Regions from separate parts of the Mus musculus genome. Here region 1 is linked to region 2. The links are chromatin contacts, found by Hi-C in ENCODE. All regions are on one chromosome and are shown on one strand. The core of a region is the stretch at or near the end of the contact, and the rest is flanking DNA. Distances in the headings are between cores, read along the strand shown.

The links. Hi-C counts contacts between places; a loop is a spot of excess contacts on that map.
Region 1: a loop to region 2 is called in a map of CH12.LX, with 2.2 times the contacts of the local background. The contact joins the promoter of 1700048O20Rik here to the promoter of Ackr2 in region 2. A Hi-C loop is called at or near these places in 1 of 37 maps with a recorded cell type or tissue (CH12.LX).

Annotation. Positions count from the first base shown.
Region 1 is chr9:121,935,089-121,941,812 of GRCm38, forward strand. It overlaps 1700048O20Rik (RIKEN cDNA 1700048O20 gene), which reads left to right and starts at 2,187. Exons shown (of 5, transcript NR_033553.1): 1 at 2,187-2,231; 2 at 2,888-3,074; 3 at 4,331-4,413; 4 at 5,596-5,722.
Region 2 is chr9:121,894,654-121,901,046 of GRCm38, forward strand. It overlaps Ackr2 (atypical chemokine receptor 2), which reads left to right and starts at 3,702. Exons shown (of 4, transcript NM_001276719.1): 1 at 3,702-3,850.

The sequences.
Region 1 (6,724 bases), core at 937-3,436, 39 kb after region 2:
CTGCCATTATCACAACCATCTGGAACCAAAGAGACTCACTGCAGGTGTCATTCTTAGAAATTACAGAGCCCTGAATCTTCTTCCGACAGAGAAAGAGAGTACCCATTTCTTCCTCCAGCAAGAGTGCTACTTCTCTATAAACCATCCCAGGGTAGACTGAGACATGGCAAGAAGATGGCACGCAGAACATCCAAACCCTGCCAGCATCCCACCTCGTAAGCACAATGGTTCAATGGGGGTGATGGCAACCCTGGCTGGCTACCCTTTTATTTATTCTCCTTATTTCCCTATTATTAGCCTTTGTATCCTGTCTTTCAAAAGCATATTTATTTTTATTTATGCGTATGTGTGGGTGTATCTGCATGTGTATGCACATATATGTATGGTGCCCCAGGAGGCTAGAAGACAGCACTGGAGACATAGACAGTTGTGAGCCACCTGACATGGGTTCTGGAAACTGAACTCTGTTCCTCTGCAAGAGCAGCAAGTGCTCTTAACTACCAAGTCATCTCTCCAGCACCTGAACCTGTGGTTTAAACTAACCCAGGGGTTGGAGCAGCAGTTAACAGAACTCGGTGCTTTTTCAGAGGACTGAGTTTTGGTTTCCCGTACCCACATGGCATCTAACAACCACCTGTAACTCCATTCCAAAGGACCTAATATTCTTTTCTGGCCTTTGTGGGCACTACATGCACACGGTGCACAGACATGCAGGTAAAACACCCGTACACATAAAATAATAAATGAGATATGGGCTATCTAAGCCCTTTGTCCTCTTCAGACTGAACCCCTTGATTCAGGACACCACCAAAAGTCATGGCAACAACATCTGGCTCCTCCAAAATCTCTAATTCCAAAATCTGTTCCATGGCAACATCCCAATTCAGCCCAAAGCAGCCCTCTGAAATCTATGCCTGAAGTCTGGCCCCATTGCTCTCCCAACCCATCACAAAACAAACGGCAGAAAATATCAGCTCTAGTGGCACCAAGTCACATTTAGTGACATCTTGTCCCCATGTGCCACACCTTAGCTGATGCCCTGATTCTTACCACCTGCCAGCTGAAATACCCTGCTCCGCAAACAGTGGCCTCACTGCAAGCTCAGCTCTCCTAGAAATGGCTAACCTCATTTTCTCATCTCTAGAGCCTCACATTACCTCTTTCCTGACCTGTAGACACAGGTCTATAAGTGAGGGGTGGGGGGAGGGCAGGTGCTCTGTGGAGTTGCTTATCCCTTGTCTCTGCATCTCTACTCTAACAAAGAAAAGTTGAGCATGAGTAAGAGATAGAACAGTATAAAGCTCAACCCCTCTCGGAGATATCAGAGGTGGCAGCAGGAGCCAGGCAAGCACGCCCATTGCTGGTGCTTGAGTCTGCATCTGGGAAGCCCAGTCTAAATAAGTCTACAAATTTTTTGCACCACTTTTTTTTTTTAATGTTAAATGTCTTTGTGGTACACAATGAGATCACTTAGTTCAAGCCTGGACTTCTGTTCAACTGGCCCTCAAGGTTTCTTGGAAGGCATCCATACTTTCTAAATGAATCCAGCCACATTCAGATCTTCCACACCTCTGACTCCTCCTATAGGTCCTTGTAAGTGGTTCTGCCCAGATGGCAGGGAAACCTGGGCCTTGGAAGCCCAGGAACCGCACAGTTCTGAGGGGGAAGGGTCAGGTATCCCAGTGGAAGGGAACCCTGAGACACGGCCGATAGGAAGCCTCCTCAGCAGAGGCATTGTAGCTCCCAGGGGAAGGTAGCCCTGCTCCACTTTCTCACTCGGTTCCATCTTTTTATTGCTTCTTGGCTTTTCCTGATGAGAGAGTCACGATAGGTGGAAAGTCTCATGAAAGAGATTTATTCAGGGTAAGGAGGGATGAATCCAGACATGGCTGGCTGCCCTCTGTTCCCAGAAGCAGACAGCAGAGAATTGGACAAAGGGCAGGGCTTATGTAGAATTTCTTAGGAGGCAAAGCTTTTCAGAGCAGAGATTTCCCGGATGAGGATTGGTGAGATTTCAAGTCCTGAGTTTGGGGAGCTCAGGGATTGGTGGGTTCTCCTGCTCAGGGATTGGTGGGTTCTCCTGCTCAGGGATTGGTGGGTTCTCCTGCTCAGTGATTGGTGGGTTCTCCTGCTCAGTGATTGGTGGCTTTTTTCCCCACCACCTTTTCCCTGCATTAGACCTATGGGTTAGGATGAGAGGTCCTTCCTGGCTGCAGGTGGCTTTGGTTGAGGTAGCATCTCTGTGGAACTGCTGGGGAGGTGGAGAGGAGGTGCTGCCACTGTGGACAGCTCCTGTGGGATAGATAGTTCCTAAGGCTGTAGGCTGAGGCAAGAAAGGTGTTGCCACCATAGACAACTCTTGAGGGACAGCTCCTGCTGATGGCGGGAAAGGGGATGAGCCTCCTGCAGACTGAGGAAATGTCCTCTTGCTGCCATTCTTTGACAGTTCCGGAGGGGCATCTTACTGGCTATAGGTTGGAGCAGGAAGGAGGGGCTGGCTGCCACTTGGACTGATTTGCAGAGTGCTTGCTTCTTCCAGACAGCTCCTGCTGAGGTGGGAAAGGAAATGTGCCACCTGTGTCAGTTGCAGGCAGAAGAGGTGTTGTGGAGACGTCATTTTTGACAGCTCCTGTGGGCATCTTGTAGGCTGGGACAGGAAGGAGGGGCGGGCCACCGCTTTGAGGGGTTTGTAGCGCTGCTTAGGAACTTCAGTTAGAAACAGAGAAAAGCAGCCTTGTATGGGTGAGCCATGTAGGGTGGGAAAATGTTTAGCATCTTCAATAGGGAGTCAGCCCTCCTGCTCCTAAGTTCACTTGGGCAGGTCCACTGCCCACTGCTCAGTGGAATAAACAACCTTTCTTCTTGCTCTTGCCTCCTCTCTGACGAGGTCGCTTTGTCAAGAAGCCTGACTCTCGCTAGACCACGCACAGCGCGATCAAGATTATGGGGTCCTCCAAGATTCCTAGAGAGACTCACAGAGGATTGGCCGGTCGGTGAGATGATGTATTTCCGGGCCAGGAATCTTTAAAACCTGAGAGCGTGGATGGTGAGAGGCCGTTAGAATCCCTCCGTAGGTGAGTGTGAGGAAACATGAGGAAGGCTTGGTTGGCATGGACCTGAGGGAGGGAAGGTGGTCCTCTTGGGCCCCAGGCTTGCCTACCGGGGTGCTGGAGAGAGGGGCGCGGTCTGAAATGGAAAGAGGGCGCTGTGGACGCGACGCCTGGGCGGGAAGAGGGCGCTGAGGGTCAAAGGCTTCTACAGCCTAACTACAGGGAGAGACATGGAGGCCCCAATGAGGCTGGGCAGGGAGGGTGACACCCGGGTCGGTGAGGAAGAGGCTTGGAGCAGAACAGCTTGAGATGCAGGCAGGAAGATTGTGCAGGAAAATGGCACAGTGGGCCTTAAGCAGGCGGACCTGAAGTGTAGGACAAGGCAGCGGAGGACATGGCATTTTTGTCAGGGTGTCTTCCATGACTTAAACCTTAGTGCTGCTGATTAGTGTGTTAATGTTAATTCCCAAAAAGGTATTTGTAAGAAAGCACCTAATGTGTGTTGGATCTAACAGTTTTCGATGTTTATATGAAAAATGTCTTGACTTAGCTCTTTGTACCGTCCTTTATACTCTTCATATTTTTATCTGTTAGATATCCATGCCACAGGCAGTTGTTCACATCTCAGGTATTATCTTCAAGCACAAATCTCGCCCATCCACTCCTCTGAACGACAGCAGGCTTACTTTCTAATTATTAAAGGATGAATTTACCCAGAGCAGAAAATATAACTAAGAAACGAGACTGCTTTGCTTCCCTGTACTAGAATATTTGAAATCATATTGTGAAGTTCATAGATTTCTTTAACAGGATAGTGTTTTCCTTCTCACTGCTACTGTTATAAAATTGAACAAATATACCACAATCTCTAGCCAGAAAACATAAAAATATTCCTAATAAACCACCTTTAAATTGTTTGACTTGCTTTACAAAAAAAGATAGTAATTATTATTAAGTAGCAAGGGGCTAGGCTGGTTCTTAGGTCTGTCAGTATTCACTGGATTTTATGTATACACTTATTCCTCTTGTATCTGTACCTTGCTGTTGTCTCTGGATTACTGAAATTATACTTTTAACAGTACAGGCTATCATTATACATTTCCTGGATGAACCTCTTCTCCATTGTGCCTGCCATCTCACTTTTGCTAAGACTAGAATTGCTACTGATAAGAAGTAACTGACGAATAATACTTCACAGGGCCTTCAAAACAGGATGAATCAAGGATTGTATGCTGAAGAAGACAAGTGTTGTCACTAATAGTTTCTCTGTTTACCTTCAGGTCCTGAAAAATCTAAGCCTGCATTTGCTACAGAACTGAAAGATTTGATCATGGAAGATATCACCATAAAAGCAGAGCCTCAGGTAAGCTGTACATACCTGTGTGGGTTTACAATGCTATATATGTACATATATACAAATATGCACACATACATGTATATGTACATATATACATACAAGCTTGTACCTATGAGTACATTTACATTAATCTATTGTTTATTTTATAAATTTCTCACTGAGGTTTAACTGACACACATGTTTCAACTGTATCTCTCACTTTTTTGAAATATATACATTCATATGACTATCACTTATGTTAATACTTTAAGCTGTTCTACTTTGTGCCCTTTCCAAAGCCATGGGGATTGCTCATCTCTCCACACTGGGGGTGCAGATACCTGCTCTCATCCCCAGCTTCTATGTGGGTGATAGGGATCTAAATTCATGTGTTCGTGCTTGTGAAACAACTATTTTACTCACTAGACTATTTTTCCAGCCAATGATATCCTCCCCACACCTCCCCCTGACACTGGACTGGGCACTGAATGCAGGGCTTTGGGCATACTATGTGTGCTGCATAATTTTATGTCATCTCGACACAAACTCAAGTCATTTGAGAAGAGGGAGCCTCAATTAAGAAAATGCCTTCAAAGCCTCCAGGCTGTAGGCAAGCCTGTAAGGCATTTTCTTCATTAGTGATTGATAAGGTCAGGTCCAGCCCATTGTGGGTGGTGCCAGCCCTGGGCTGGTGGTCTTGGGTTCTATCAGAAAGCAGGCTGAGCAAGGCAGGGGAAGCAAGCCAGCCTCTGCATCAGTTTCCACATTCAGGTTCCTGCCCTGTTTGAGTTCCTGTTCTGGCTTCTTTCAATGATGGACTTCAATGTGGAAATGTAAGCCAAATAAATCCTTTCCTCCACAATTTGGTTTTGTTCATGTTTTTTTCATCATATCAATACTAATTCTAAGATACCAGGCAAGCACTCTACCACTGGCCCACTATCCCACTGCAATCTTGCCTTTTGGCGGATATAGGCACTCATTCTCCTGGGATTGTATGTGTGCGTGTGTGTGTGTGTGTGTGTGTGTGTGTGTGTGTGTGTGTGTATGAAGTTGCTAGATCATAAAGAGTGCATTTGGTTAGTCTTACTATCTGCTCTACAAACGTTTTCTAGAATACTCATCCAGTTCGTACTTATTACACTTTGATCAGCAGTATACAGTTGTGCCCCGTGATTGTCTGAGGAGAGCTGTTATTTGTCATTTTAGGAACCAGTGATATTTGAAGATGAGGCTGTGTACTTCACGGAGCAGGAATTGGCCAGCTTGACACTTGATCAGAAGGCCCTGCACGAGGAAGTGGTGCTTGAGAACTTTGCACATGTGGCTTTGCTGGGTAAGGTTTCTGTACTGTAGACCTCTGCTTGGGTTTGCAGACTGAAGGACTTGCTTACAGTTATTTGCCAACTCCAGGGAAATGCTTTGTTTCGCTCTGTGACTTACTGCTCCATGTAATAGAAAGCAGTAATGGAAAGTGCCCTTCTTCAGTTTTTTTAAAGGCCTTGCACAGATGTATGTCAGGCAAGTGCTGAACCGCTGAATTACAGCCTTAACCGAGCTCCCACTTAAACTAGTTTCTTTTACCTTTTAAGGAAAGTTTTTAATATATTTTAATCATACATAATGTTTCATTAGGACATTTTCATATGTGAGTGAATGTCCCATTACCCCTCACATGACCCTACTACCTAATATCCTTCCTTTTTACAGCTTGTCCTTGTCACTTTCATGTCTAAACTTTATGTGTGCCTTAATGAATTTGATTTGAGTTACTTATAAAGATCTTCAGTGTTGAGCCGGGCATGGTGGTGCATGCCTTTAATCCCAGCACTCGGGAGGCAGAGGCAGGCGGATTTCTGAGTTTGAGGCCAGCCTGGTCTACAAAGTGAGTTTCAGGACAGCCAGGGCTACACAGAGAAACCCTGTCTCGAAAAAACAAAACAAAACAAAAGATCTTCAGTGTTTTGTATATTAAAATGCTTCTATTTAGGTGAATATTTAGAGTAAAATTTAAATATTTCACTGGTTATATATATCTATATCTATATCTATATCTATATCTATATCTATATATCTGATTATATATATATATATATATATAACTGATTATATATATATAGATATAGATATATATATAATCACATTTTTGCGCTCTCCCCAGCTTGGCAAAGTTACTACATTTGTATGCTCTGTGCAGTGTTATCTTACATAATAACAAGTTAAAACAAGGAAGTTATTTTTGCTTTTTATTATAACATTAAAATTTAAAAATCACATTTATATTTAAGGTGGCTTACAGATTCTGTGGTTTCCCTCCCCTTTAGAGTATATTGAAAAA
Region 2 (6,393 bases), core at 2,452-4,951:
GGCAAGTGCTGCCAGCTGTCCATGTAGATTTCCTGGTCATCACTCCAGGGGCTTGGCAGAGGGGATGGAAACAAAGGACTCAGGGCTTAAGGCTTGTGGCACTGGGAGGGGACGCAGGGCTCAAGGGCAGAGGAAGGGCCTGGGCCATGAGGCTGATACGGGGAAATTCGGGGCTTTCTGGAGGGGTTCTTAGTTTCATTAATAAAAGAATTTTAGAGCGAGTCACATGGTCGCTCAAAGACAATTCTATTAGCGTTTAAAATGAACTTCGCAGGGCAGGTAAGCTGCAAATTTCAGCAGGTGCCTGAAGGGGAGGAAGCAGGAAGAGAAAAAGTCAGGCTGTCCCCTCCTTCCTCCTCAGGCCCACATCGGGTCAGACCCAGCAGGGAAGCAGCTTTAGAGAAGAGTATGGAGAAAGCCTACATAGGTTTCAGCCAGAGTCAGGAAGAACAAGACAGAACAAAGACATCAGAAAACTGGCACCTTATCAAGGCGAGAACCTCATGATGCTTCAGCCAGTAAGGACGGACAGACGTCAGACGGACGGATGGACGTTAGGGAGGTGGGGATTCTGGCAAAGGAGAGGTCTAATTAAAGGACTAATTGTCCTCCCACCTTTGTAGTGTTGATTAAGGTACATCTGCCTTCCAGGAGGCCATCCCTCCTTCCTGAGCCTCCTAGCTAGGTCGCTGACCCTTCCAACTGTAATGTTAGGTCTCTCCCGGGGCCAGAGTCCCTTAGCTAGTTCCCTCCAGGTCCTTATGGGCTTCCAGTGCTGCCAGTGTCTGACCCCTGTGCTGGCCTGACGTCTCCTCCCTGTCTCTGGATCGATGACGCTTCCCTGTAGCCCACCCATTTCGGGGAAAGGCCAACCTTGCTGGGAAGAAGCTTTGGTGAGTTCTATGGAAACTTGGCTGCCCATGCAGAGCTGTGAACGTCCCCAGCCACCTTTGCTACACTCCAGAGAGTGTGTCTTTTGAGGTTCCACAGCTGGGGAGGGACACGCAGGCCAGATGACAGCCTCCGGCCACCATGCAGCTGGACAGGATACAGATGTGTTGAGATATTTAAACAGGGGTGGAGACAGCTGGGCCAACAAGATGAATTATGACAGTCACAGAAGCAAAAAAAAAAAAAAAAAAAAAAAAAGACCCAGTCTATAATGATCTGCACAAAAAGAGGAGAACCTACTCTGCTTCTAAGCCATTGTGGGAACATAAAATTCTACAGATGACCTGGCCAGTATTCTTTAAAACCACCAAGGCTAGACAAGACAAAGCAAGACCATGGTAGTGTTCTAGGATGGAGGGACTAAGGAAACTCAAGAAAGGTCACATGGGATCCTGGTTTAGATCCTCAGCCATCAGTAGACAGTTGGTGAAACTGGAATCAAATACGTTCATTAGTCCATTTCATGTTGTGCTAACAAAATACCAGTGGCTAATACTTTATCAAGAAAGAGGTTGATGGCCAGTGGGAAAGCTCAGTGGGTAAGGGTGCTTGCCACCAAGCCTGACAGCTTGATTCTGACCTCTGGAACCCACATGGTGGAAGGAGAAAACAGTCTCACAAGTTGTCCTCTGACCTCACCTGCACACATACACATATGCACATGCACATGCACATACACACACATACACATACAAACACACAATACACATACAGACACACATATACACACATACACACACAAACACACACATGAACACATATACAAACACACCCATATACACACATACATACTCACATACACACCCATACATACACACATATACACACACAAATGCACACATAAACACATACTTATATACAAACATACACACATATACACACATACATACACACATACACACACATACATACACACATACACACACATACATACACACATATACACACAAACACATCACACACAAACACACATACATACATATACATGCACACACATACACACACATATATACACATATACACACATACACACACACAAACATACACACATTATTTTTTAAAAAGGAAATAAGTTGACTTAGCTTAGTGTTCAGAGGGTTCAAGTGTGTGGGGCCAGCATCTGACCCACTCTGGTGAGCGGCTTCAAGGCAGATGGCATGAAAGTACTGAGAACTTATCAGATGGCCAGGCAGGAAGCAGGAGCAAGAGCCCAGACAACTGAACTGATTCAGTAACAGCCCATGCTTGAAACCTTCCAGCACCAAAGCCTTCTAAGGTCACTGCCTCCCCTGAGACCTATTTCTTAAGGTCCCTCCTTCTCCTTTCCACAGCCGCCCTGGGGACTAAATATGCAGAATATAATATGGGGCATGTACAAACCACATCCAAACTGTGACACGTATTGGTTAGGTGATAGTCTGGGTCAGTGTTCTTTTACAGTCATTAGCTCTCTTGCTGTGTTTATGCGACACCAGCATTTGCGAAAGCTAGCTGACTTCTATATATGGATGCTGCTTCTAAAATTAGGTTTAAAATAAGCAAAGAGAGGGGTGGGTGAGGCCCTAGAACTTTAGCTGATCCCTGGGAGGGAAGCAGGCTCTGGGCTCTTGTGGAACACTCCCTGAGCCTTATTCTCTGATAACTGGTGTTTAGCGTCATGAAAGGTCTGGTCCTCCTCTGTCTGAGAGAAAACCCATCAGGTCTTGCCCTCCAGTCTGATAGTCTGTGGACTCAAGAGAAAGACAAATATCTAAGTTCATGTTCACTTCTCTTGTCTGAAGGACCAAAGCCGCCCTAAGCCCAGTGCTGACATGGGCCTGTAACCTCAGGGGCAGGTGGATGGTAAATTCAAATGGCAGCCTGAGCTACATACCAAGTCTGAGGTCACTGGACTACAAAGTGATATTCTTTCTATAAAAGAACATAAATATGGTGTGGTGGCACACACATATGCCCAGTATTAATGAGTTGGAAGCAGGAGGACAGCTTTGGCTATGTGAGACTGTCTGGACGATTAACCAACCAACCAACCAACCAACCAACCAACCAACCAATCAACCAACCAACGAAGACATCAGTCACTTCTAAGGTGTTAACTGTGGAGTGTGGGCTTGGTGCATGGCAAGCTCCAAGTGATCAGCAGGGCAGTCATTCTGGCACTACCAGGTATTATGGCTCCTTTGAAGGCAAAGCATTTGCCAAACAGAGCACTGACACATGGCTTGGTGGCCTGGACCACAGGAGAGAGGAGTCAGCCGAAGACTGCTGAGTGTACAGCCAGCAGCATATTGCACACCCACCCACACTGGTCCATCCATCCATCCATCCATCCATCCATCCATGCATGCATGCATGCATGCATTCATTCATTGCAGGCGAGTTCCCCAGTTGGTTGAGGGAGCAGATAACAAAACAGCTGGCAGAGCCACCTTGAGATGGTGGAAGAAGGGAGAGGAAGGATAGGGCAGGGAGCCTGGGAGACGAGGCTGCCACTTTGCTGACCCGTGTGCACAGACACAGCACAGTGGGGAATCCCACTGAGGGGGCCTAGACAGACAAAGGTGAATGCTGGGTAGAGTGCAGAAGATCAGCTAGGTGTCCAGAAAGCTGCAAGGTTGAGTTAGCTTGCTTGGCTCACTGCTGGGACATAGAGGACTGTGCTTTCCAGGGTTATTGGACTGCTCTTGGGGCACTCCTTCCTGGGGTGGGAGTCATTAGAGCTTGGCTCAGTGCAGCGGATGGGAGGACTTACCAGGGAAGAGCGACTTCCCCAACCCCAGGAAACCAGGATGTGTGTCCTGAGACTCCTGCTCACTCTGCACGTCCCTGAAGAAGAGACAACAGCCACTGGGCCCTCTCAGACTCCGGCGGATGTCCTGGGGCAAACAGTCTGGCTCTGGTAGGTCTGGCAGCCCTTGGGGAGGGTGGTGCTGCTCGGCGTCTACAGTGGTCCCGGTACCCAGGACCTGGGTACTGGGAGAGGGAGGCATGGAGCGATTTCCTCTCCAGGGAGAGCCCCCTCCCCTTCTTTGGGACCCTGCATTGTGAATTCCAAGGGTCAGATAGGGTCCATGGCCTCTCACCCAGGGCTGCGATTCACTCTGTCATCATCGTCGTCATCGTCGTTGCCTTCTCCTTCTCCTTCTCCTCCTCCTCCTCCTCCTCCTTCTTTTCTTTCTTTCTTTCTTTTTTATTTTTTGGTTTTTTGAGAAAGGGTTTCTCTGAATAACCCTAGCTGTTTTGGAACTTACTTTGTAGACCAGGCTGTCCTCAAACTCCGAAATCTGCCTGCCTCTGCCTCCCAAGTGCTAGGATTAAAGGCGTGTGCCACCACAGCCCAGCTCACTCTGTCTTCTTGCTGGAATTAGAGGCAAAAAAACTGGGTTTTGACAGTCCTACTAAGCCAGGCTCAGACTCCATTTCCCGGTATGGCAGGTAGGAAGGCAGGAGTAAAAAGCAGAGATAGATTTATTCAAATGTGGCTACACTGGAAGGGGCAGAGTAAAGGGGTCCAGTGACTCACTCCCCAGTTCATCTTTGGGGTCCTGACATGAAGCTTAGGTTTGAACAGAAGGTGAGAGGCTTGTATGGCTCAGCAGTCCCAGGCAAGGTCTTTTCCAGGTGAGAAACCTATGGCTCAGAGGAGTGGGTAGCCATCTGGGAAAGTGCTTTAGTCGTTTTCTATCTCTAGGGATGATAAAGGTGATTCGTTTTAAACTCAGGAAAATGGCAAGGAGGAGGTTTAAAAAACAAAACAAAACAAAGCAAACAAACAAACAAAAACAGGGAAGAGGCTGGAAACCCTGCGAGTGCCTGCTCTCCCATGTGGAGGGTTGTGCTGGGATCATGGCTGCTCCCTGGGAGGTTATCAGCACCAGGCATTTCAATGAAGCCAGGAACCCCTGAGGAATTCAGACTCAGGGAGTGTGGGTGGGTGGAGAGGTCCTATCACGCTGAGGACCAACTGTGGCTGCAGACGGGGCTCTGGGCACGAACAGAGAGGACTATGGACTTAGCATCATCTCCAACTTTTCTTGTGTCTATATAGTACATTCTACACTGGACATTTTACTTTTATTTATTTGTGTATGCGTGTGCTTGTGGAGGTCAGAGGTCAACCTCGGTGTCATTTTTTTTAGGCTTTTTTTTTTTTTTTTTTGAGACAGGGTCTTTCACTGGTCCAGAACCCACTTAACATTTTGAGGCTGGAGAGGGAGATGGCTTAGTGGTTAAAGGCACTTCTGGACGTCCCAGGTTCAGTTCCTGGAACTCAAATGGTAGCTTACTACTGTCTGTAACTATAGTTCCAGAGGATCTGACACCCTCTTATGGCCTCTGTGGCCATCAGGCACACATGTGGTACACATCCGTCAAACCAGGCAAAATATTCAGTTACATAAAATAAAAAAGAAGAAGAACATGCTAAAAGAGGAGAGCTTGGCATTGTGCACACCTGTAGTGCCAGTGCTGGGATACAGAAACGGGAGGACAGCAAGTGTGGCCAGCTCGCACTGCGAGTGAGGGAGACTTTGCTTCAACTAACAAAGTTAAGAGGATAGCCCATGATCCAGGCATGGAGACCAGAGCCCCAAGTGGCTCTGTCTGAGATGCGCCATGGTCCTGCATGCCCTGTGAAACTGGAACACCACCTCTTGCCTCACTGCCTTGGGGAGTACCTAGCCCCATGGAGACTTACCGAGATGGGTTACTGTTCTCAGCTAGACTTCCTCTAAATCTGTATGAGTAGACCTTGCACATCCAGGCTTACTGTGAAGCTCTTCTTAAGGGGACATTGAGGGTGTGGTGGTGGTGGTGGGGTAAGGAGGTTATTGGAAGAGTCCTTAACTCAGTGGACAGACAGACAGACACCAGCATGGCTGTGAAGAAACCAGAACCCCTGTTGCAGAGGTGGAGTCTCTTCCTGTCTGGTTCTGAGGATGGAGGTGGTTTGACAACACACACCTGCAGCCGAGGCTGTCGGACATGTGGCCACCAGTGCCCCTCTGGTGTTGTCTCGCCTCCCTAGGTGAGAGATCCTGGCACCTGTGAGTCCTTTAGCTAGGGGCTGAAAGGCAGCCTCTCAGTAGGAGCCTGTGCTATCTGTGGGGGGAAGGAAGGGCTGTGGCCTGGTAGTAGCTGGGTTCTGACATCGTGTCTTCAAAGCCCTTGCTGTGTGTCCTTGGGAATGTCACTTTCCATCTCTGTTCAGCCCTTCCCCAGGAGGCTCCTTGATTGTTTTGGGGCACCCCTAAGCCCACAGAGGGCAGTCTCATCAGGTCTTAGTGCCTCAGGTTTGAGTCAGAGGTCTTGACAGAGGCCTCTGGAAGCCACACAAAGAGACAATGACTAAGGATTTTAATGCATTAAAATCCCTTTCTGGGACACACTTGTTAGGGCCCAGGATTGACTGCAAGGATTATGGCAAGCTGAACCGGTAAGCCA